2 separate regions of the Homo sapiens genome follow, and region 1 is linked to region 2. The links are chromatin contacts, found by Hi-C or POLR2A ChIA-PET in ENCODE. All regions are on one chromosome and are shown on one strand. The core of a region is the stretch at or near the end of the contact, and the rest is flanking DNA. Distances in the headings are between cores, read along the strand shown.

What was found. A loop is a pair of places that touch in the nucleus more often than their neighbours do. ChIA-PET counts read pairs that join two places held with the same protein, here RNA polymerase II (POLR2A). Pooled maps may share reads with other maps.
Region 1: a map of aorta shows a loop between it and region 2 (2.2-fold over the local background). The contact joins two enhancer-like sites. A Hi-C loop is called at or near these places in 6 of 168 maps with a recorded cell type or tissue (Calu3, aorta, ascending aorta and 3 more), 20 of 37 single-sample maps with no recorded cell type and 17 of 50 pooled maps. POLR2A ChIA-PET finds 5 or more read pairs at or near these places in 9 of 52 experiments (A673, GM12878, K562 and 6 more).

The regions. Positions count from the first base shown.
Region 1 is chr10:3,738,949-3,743,017 of GRCh38, forward strand. All of the region lies in intron 1 of LOC105376360 (a long non-coding RNA gene), which reads left to right. Among named protein-coding and RNA genes, the nearest start is that of KLF6, 44 kb to the right of the region's middle. RefSeq lists enhancers at 622-1,821, 3,395-3,534. Within about 2 kb of position 1,608, at least 6 of the 41 ENCODE cell types and tissues checked have a DNase peak (open chromatin) inside an H3K27ac peak, as active enhancers do; they include PC-9, where a contact is called at or near this core.
Region 2 is chr10:3,622,471-3,626,962 of GRCh38, forward strand. All of the region lies in intron 1 of LOC105376360 (a long non-coding RNA gene), which reads left to right. Among named protein-coding and RNA genes, the nearest start is that of LINC02669, 120 kb to the left of the region's middle. Within about 2 kb of position 1,466, at least 7 of the 41 ENCODE cell types and tissues checked have a DNase peak (open chromatin) inside an H3K27ac peak, as active enhancers do; they include PC-9, where a contact is called at or near this core.

The DNA.
Region 1 (4,069 bases), core at 358-2,857, 120 kb after region 2:
TGTTTTTCCAGAATTCTTTCAAATTGAAAAAAAAAATTTAAAAAGAAAAGAATATCTAAATAAATAAAGTATATCAATATAATGAACTATTGTGCAATCATTAGAATGATTTCTAAGTGTTTTTTACATAGTAACTTGTTATTGAACATTTAGTTTGAGTCATACGTTATATCAAAAGTTTCACCATGCATGAGTTCATTTGATTCTCTCAACAAACCTGTGAATTAATATTGTGACCATGATTAGTCACATGAGAAAACTGAGGATAAGAGAAAACTATAAGACTCTTATGTGACAAAATGTCTAAACAGAGTAACTATTTGAATCCAGCCCCTATGGATTTTGCTACTACTATCTGGAAATGATAAAGCAAAATCAGACACTACCAGTGATTTAATGCTAAGAGGAAAAAAAGTCATCACCTAAATTGTATCCTATTAAAATAGACATATAGGCATAGGAAGAAATAGAGCAAAACATTCATAGACACAATATGGGCATGGCAAGTTTTCAAATAATTTTTATTTTTTTAAAATTTTGTTCCTTTCTGTGTTTCTCAAATGTACTACAATGCACATGTATTATAAGAAGAAAAAAATAGACCGGGCACGGTGGCTCATGCCTGTAATCCCAGCACTTTGGGAGGCCGAGGTGGGCAGATCACGAGGTCAGGAGATGGAGACCATCCTGGCTAACACGGTGAAACCCTGCCTCTACTAAAAATACAAAAAATTAGCCGGGCGTGGCGGCGGATGCCTGTAGTCCCAGCTCCTCGGGAGGCTGAGGCAGGAGAATGGAGTGAACCCGGGAGGCAGAGCTTGCAGTGAGCCTAGATCGTGCCACTGCACTCCAACCTGGGTGACAGAGCAAGACTCCATCTCAAAGAAAAAAAAAAAAAAAGAAGAAGAAAAAAATAAGGTAGCTGTAAGTAACCAAAAAAATACATTTTCAAACGGGGGTTATTCTCATGTTTGGCATGTGTCATATAAACACTAAACAGTGCTAGAATAATGGGTAACTTGACTTTATACACACTGTGCTTTATCATAATTCTGCAGAAAATGATACAAAATATATCACTTGACTTAGAATATGAAGGTCAATATATTTTGTAATTAGGTATTTGACAAATGCTTTCCTGTAAGAGCTCCTCGCTTTATAAATATGGACTCACTGATATCGATGATAAAATAAATATCAAAGTTTGTCATCCACAGGGGAAGGATGTTGAGATAAGATTTTCGTTTCACCCTTTACCCACTCATATGGTATGAGAGGAACCCCAGCAGAGCAGGAAGTTCAGGTAACATTACTCAGCATTACTCAGTCTCTTCTGAGCTGTTTCTTTCTCACTTGCTGTCTTACATCCTTCAGATATTACTTTTTACAAGACTTCAAACACTAATAAAATGATACACATTAGTAAAAGAGAAAAATCCATTATATAACCCTTCAGAATAGACTAAAGGAGCAGAGTCCATAAAAGCTGAATCATCCCATTGTGTAGGTCCCTACCAAAAACACTTGACTTATCAGCTGAGCCAGGAAACCTCATCTTCAGTACACATGAGATATCAGTAGCTGTTTCACAGGTTGGTCATCAAGGGAGGCATTTAGGTAAAGATTCGCATTCTGACTTTATCACTCACTAACTGGAGAATTGCAGCAAGTTACTCAAGCCCTTAATACCTCTGTTTTCTCAGTATTAGGAATGCAGAGTAATGTCTATTACATAGGGCAGTTGTGAAATTTGGGCAAGAGAGTGTGTGTTAAATCCAGAGGCTGACACATAATTAAGTATTCAACTCAGTCAGCGAATGTGTTTACTAAGTGCCAAGTCACCCACTGAAATCAAACCTGTCCGTGGTGCCACAGATACAGCTGTAAGAATGCAGCCAAAACCCTGTCCTCCGCCAGCTCATATTTTAGTGATCCTTATTGTACAGGTCTTGAATTTGACCAATCAGCAGACATAGTGGTTTTTGTTATAATAAAATCTAGATTAAACATATTTATTGGATAATTTTTAAATCTTCAGAAAAAGATTCACAAAATAATATTTTATATTGCAATGTATATTTTTACTTGATTGGTAAAATTAAGATCTTTAATCCACTTTTCTTTCTTTTTTTTTTTTTTTTGAGATGGAGTCTCACTCTGTTGCCCCAGGTGCCCCAGGCTGGACTGCAGTGGCACGACCTCGGCTCACTGCAAGCTCCACCTCCCCGGTTCAGGTCATTCTCCTGCCTCAGCCTCCCGAGTAGCTGGGACTATAGGCACCCAACAACACACCTAGCTAATTTTTTGTATTTTTAGTAGAAACAGGGTTTCCCCGTGTCAGTCAGGTTGGTCTCGATCTCCTGACCTTGCGATCTGCCCACGTCGGCCTCCCAAAGTGCTGGGATTACAGGTGTGAGCCACTGTGCCCGGCTAATCCACTTTTCAGAAAGACTTTTTTGATAGTTAATTTTATGTCAACTTGACTGGGCAAAGGGATGCCCAGATAGCTGGTAAAAGTCCATTCCCAGGTGTGTTTTTGGAAGAGATTTGCATTTCATTTGACTTGATGGGATTGATTTTTGAATTGGTGAATGGAGGTAAAGAAGACCCACCCTCGCCAATGTGGGCATAATCCAGTTCTTTTGTAACCTCCCAGCGGGTTCACCTTGTTCGCTGCTTAGACAGAACCGATTTATCAAGACAGGGGAAATGCAATGGAGAAAGAGTAGTTCACACAGAGCCAGCTGTGTGGAAGCTGGAGTTTTATTATTACTCAAATCAGTCTCCCCGAACATTTGGAGATCAGAGTTTTTGAAGATAATTTGGTGGGTGGGGAGGGGCAGTGAGTTGGGGAGTGCTGATTGGTTGGGTTGGAGATGAAATCATGGAGCATCACTGTCTTCTTGGGCTGAGTTAGCTCCTGGGTGGGGGTCACAAGATCAGATGGGCCAGTTTATCCATCTGTGTGGTGCCAGCTGCTTCATCAAGTGCAGGGTCTACAAAACATCTCAAGCACGGATTTTAGAAGCAGTTTAAAGAGGTTCAGAATCTCGTAGCCTCCAGCTGCATGACTCCTAAACCGTAATTACTAATCTTGTGGCTAATGTTAGTAGCCTAGTTCCCAGGCAAGAAGGAGGTTTGTTTTGGGAAAGGGCTGTTATTGTCTTTGTTTTAAACTGTAAACTATGAACTAAGTTTCTCCCAAAGTTAGTTCAGCCTATGACAAGAATGAACAAGGACAGCTTGGAGGTTAGAGGCAAGATGAAATTGGTTAAGTTGGATCTTTTTCACTGTCTCAGTCATAATTTTGCAAAGGCAGTTTCACTTTCAGAGCCCAAACAGTACAAAAAATGTAGCGGAAGGGTGAATTTTCTTTCTGTGTTGTAGCCAGGACATCCATCTTCTCCTGCCCTCACGTTGGGAGCTTCTGGTTCTTAGGTCTTCAGATTTGAACTTGGGACTTGGGACTGAGCCACACCACCAGCATTCCTGGCTCTGCAGCTTGCAGACAGCAGATTGTGAGACTTCTAGGTCCTCATAATCTCAGCAGCCACTTCCGTTAATCTCTATATATACATATACATATACATGTGTGTGTTCATGTATGTGTGTGTGTGTAGTCCATGTATGTGTGCGTGTGTGTATAGTAACACTTTTGTTACTCCATTTAACCTTGATTACATAACATTCACAAGCAAGTGTTTAAATACAATTCTTTTTTAATTTGAATTGTTTGGTATTTTGTGGGCCTTTTGGTTTAAAGGCTCATATTATTTAGCTTTAAACAATATTCTTGTTTCATTTATTTTATAATTTCTGTTTTTCCAAGTTTATTTTGCTCTAACTCCTGCTATTTTTTTGCCTTCAAGTTTCATATATACATTTTTTGTCATATATATGCATGTGTGTGTGTGTGTCCTTGAAGACAAGAAATATATACATATGGACCTTGAAGACAAGGACTACACACACACACACACACACATGCACACACACATGCACACATGCATGCACATTTTATGTATTTGCATCTATACATGCATAGAGAGCATATATATGTATATGTGTA
Region 2 (4,492 bases), core at 216-2,715:
TTGCAGCCTAGGGGCACAGGCTACATCATACAGCCTAGGCGTATAGTAGGCTATGCCATCTACATGTGTGTAAGGACACTCTATGATGTTCACACAATGACAAAATCACCTAATAGCACATTTCCCAGAACATGTCCCCAACATTAAGCAATGAATGACTGTAGCTGAAAAGGGTAATTTAACAACGGAAAGCAGTGGGTGGCAGTCAAGAGTTCTAAGAAGTCCAAGGTGAAAGTGCTCTGTGAATAGATTGCTGGTCTCCTATTTTGCTTTTTGAGCCCATCTGTGCTGTGCTTTTGGAAAAATGTTGTCAGTCCTAACCTCCAACACTCTCAGTGCATTTGGAGCAATACACTTCTGGTGAACAGAGAAAATACCATATTCTGCAAGTGAGATTTTTTGTCTCCATTCTGTGGTTATTCTTTATCCAACAAAATGAAGTTTTAGAATTTAAGTTAATGAACATTTATTGTGGACCTAGCTTACAGAGTAAAGGGACAGATGAGTAAAAGAGTCTTTGCCCTCAAGAGTTATGAAACCTGAATCACAAGAGAAGTATAAAAAGGGACTACCAGAGAGTTCAGATGAAATGAGGTGCATAATGAATGTGCCTTCAGTGGGGCACAGATGGAGTTATGTGGGAGGGCATGGGGAAACTCTTAATGCAGGAGTTGGCCTTCAGATGATCCTTCAAGTGGGATGGTCATTAGAAGGAGAAGAGATCCCCAAGGATGAGCAATGCCAGTATCTGAGGCCAGATGGCCCGGAAAGGCTGGTGCTAGGGGGAGCAGCAGTCACTCTGTTTGTCAGAGCCCAGGAGCTCTTGTACAGAGGCAATGGCTGCACCAGCTGGTGGAACTACATTGCAGGAAACCTCCAAAGCCACACAGGGTTCATCTGCTTTTCAAAAGGCAAAAAAGGACTGGTGGGAAGTTTCTGAGCCAGAAGGAGACAATATCAGTTATATCTAAACCAAAATATTTTTAACTTGGTGCAAGGTTTCTAGATAAATCAGGGAACTGGATAATGAGTCAGAAAGAGTGCCAGGAGGATGTCAGCATCGCAGAGGTGCTCCCTGCTAACATCACATCCTGCACTCAATTTTTTTTTTCTTTAAATCACTGCTCGGGTTGTGTGGCATGTAATGAGAATGGTAAAATGCTTTGTTCTTATTACTGTAATTTCAATAACAAATATGGAAAGAAACAACGAAATGGCCTACACAATAAAAATAATTGTTAACCCATTTTACTAGCTCTGTGGCTAAATTATATTTTTATAAATTACAGTTCCAGTGGAGGCAAATGTGCTCGCAAGTTCCTTGTTAACAAGGTCACCAGTATAATTTGAATATTTTCCACAGCTGTTGCTCTCACACCTAAAGAGGGAAACAGCTCCAGCTATGTAGGGCAAGTGAACGAGAATGCTAATGAGTCTAACAGATTGGTTCAAAATAGAAGCATAAACCTTCAATTCATGAGGACACAACCGTTACGAAACCAAAGCCGAGGAGCTGGTCTGTGTTGAGGAATTCAACACTGCAACATCGTTCGAATATTTGACATAGTTCTTGACCCAGGCTTGGCAAAATTTGTCCACTATAAATAGAGGAAGGAGGGAAAAGTTTATGAGAGACCATATAATTCCATAAACATGAATTTCACTCTTAGAAGAATCCATAAAGAATACTTTGAAAACATGCTTTGTGAACGCTCTTTCACTGAATTACTGTGTAAAGCGTTTTGGCAGCAGTATCATGTTCTATACAGCAGAGCTAAAATTGCAAATTCACAATGATACAAGTGATATTAGGTAATTAAGACAATAAAGATTTATTTGATGATAAGAATCAATGGCTTGATTTACCAAATCAATTGGTTTACTATTTTGTTTGTTTAAGTGGAGATGAAGTAAACTTCCATCACAGTCCTTAATGATAAATCTTTATTGTTGCTGCTCTTTTCCATTCTATCTGCGTTGAGAAACTAGTTTTTGGAACTCGCTGTAAGAGCTGTAGAATGGGAACAGGCTGAACCACTGAGTAAGAGGGAAACAGGTTTTGCACAAGACGACGTGCAAGTGGAGGATCTGACGTGGTTTGAAAAGCCGTGGGGCTTTGACTAACACACTGAGGCATGGAGGAAATGCCACCAAATTCCTACCAAAGCACACTCTGAACATCGACATTATACTAAAGCGAATAATAAATAAGGGGCAAGAACTTGCAGGCACTGCCCATTTGCATTAAAGTCTGACAAATTCCTGCTCCCAAAGAATTCCTCAGGAAATGCATTGAGATGATGATTCTCAGATCAATTCCCTAGCATTCAGGGGAAAAGTTTTTTAAAATCACAAAATTAAAAAACAATGTCTTTCAATACTCCAGGCACTGATTTGAGATGTTACACTTTTTGAAGCCAGACTCGGTACTTTTTGGTATATTGGGCTCAGAGTCTCACTGGTACTAAGCTTATTTGATGCTTTGGTGTGTTGGGCACAGAGCTTTCCCTGGTATGTAGCTTATTTGTAAGTTTCTATAAATTGTTGCAAGTCAGCTGTAGGAAAAGCAGGCATCTTGAGAAGTCCTGGTAATTATTCCAGAGCACTAGGCTTACATTAAAAAATAAAAAAAAAACTTAGCCCAGAGTGTTGTGAAAAAGACCAATGGAGATTATCATTTAGCTACCTAAGAAGAGTGTAAAGAAAACAAATTATTATCCTAAAATACTAGTGATGATTTACCTAATTAATCTTTGACAGCTTGAAATGTGTCCTCAGCAAACGGTAATGTGGTAGTGTGTGCTCAAGGAACACTAGATTAATGAAGCACAGATATAAAAATTGCATCTGTTAGATTATGTAATTCTCTCTGAGTAATTTTAATTACTGGGTATTTCAGGACCTTCCAAATCTTCTTAGAACAAAAATGTCTTATTTTATTTTTAAGAAAACTTACTTTGAGTTTTCCATCACGCTAAATATTTTACTCATCGAGACCTTTTTTAAATTATAAGACTTTTTTTTTCTTTCTTTGATTTTGGCAGCATGGGAGAAGGAAGGTAAATGAACATAGAGAAGTTATCTAACAATTTGTTTTCATTTAACATTCAACAAGGGAGAGATTTGTTTCCTCTCCAGATTTTAAGAGATTTAAATAAGGTCGTTTATGTTCAGCTCAGTTAAGCTACTGATGATCATTCTGTTCTCTTGGCAGTAAAGTGTCCTCAGCCTATTATTTCTTTAGAACAATAAAATAGCCCGGGCTGCCCAAGCCATCATCCTACAATGGGTAGAACCATGCATAGATTATTAGCTTGCAACCACACTTCTGCCTCTATTGGATCATGGCAAGGGGGCCTGACAGCATAGACCTGCTTCTTGATAGAACAAAAAAAGAAGGCTAGCCCGTTCACGACAAGATCATTTACTAAGAAAATATTCAATACTCAACAATTGCAAGTCTTGGGACATTTAGAAAATAAAATAGACTTACACTCCTTGAAGTCATCCCAGGAGAATTCTTCCGGTGAAGACTAAGGTGATCATTCAGCCCCTCGCTCGTTGGGGAGAGAGAGTTAAGTCACAACTGAGATGAGAACATTGGTCCATGGCATTGTGAAATGGATATGCGCGTTAGTATAAAGGGCATCACTTAGTTCATTTCCATCTGGCCAGTGTTTATTCTGTGCTTTTTGTATAAGGCGAGAGTGCAAAGAGGTATGACCAGTCCTCTAGGAATCCCTAGCCAGTAAAAAACTTTTGTCAAAACAGAGGAGAATTCCTCTTCTAGCAATGTCCATCTAGCTGGCTTCTGACTCACCTTCCAACTCAAAACAATGAGACATACTATGTGTTAAATGTATCAATATATACACACACACAATTAAAATCTGTTTGAAACTATAGGGCTCCCAAAGTAGAAACCTCAGATTTCACAATTAAGAAAACTGAACACCAGTTAAAATTTCAGTTTCAGATAAGCAATAGGTAATTTTTAGTTCATGTATGTTCCAAATATAGCATGGGACACGTGTCAAAAGTTATTAATTGTCTCTCTGACGTTTCAGTGTAACTTAGTGTCACACATTTGCCTACAGCAAAGCAGGGAGAACCTGAGGGGCTACCATTCAGGACATCCTGACAGACGGGGCTTGTTTTCCCTGTGAGGCACCTGTTGATTCTAAGCACGGCAGCTTAGAAGCAGAGAGGACAAGTGAGATTGCAGAACACCTGTGGAATTCAAGGGACACAATTTGACTGTGCCGGCCCACCAATGAATAAGGCCTTTATTCAACACTCCTTTGGCTAAGGTGTAGGAATAAGGAGTGCTGTGAGTTTCATTGCATCCTCAAAAGGTGGTTTAAGTCCTAATCCCTGTGGCCTGTGAATGTGACCTTCTTTGGTGATAGCGTCTTTGCAGACGATCAAGTTAAGATCATTAGAATGGGCCCTTCTCCAATACGATGGTGTCTTTATAAAATGGGCAGATTTG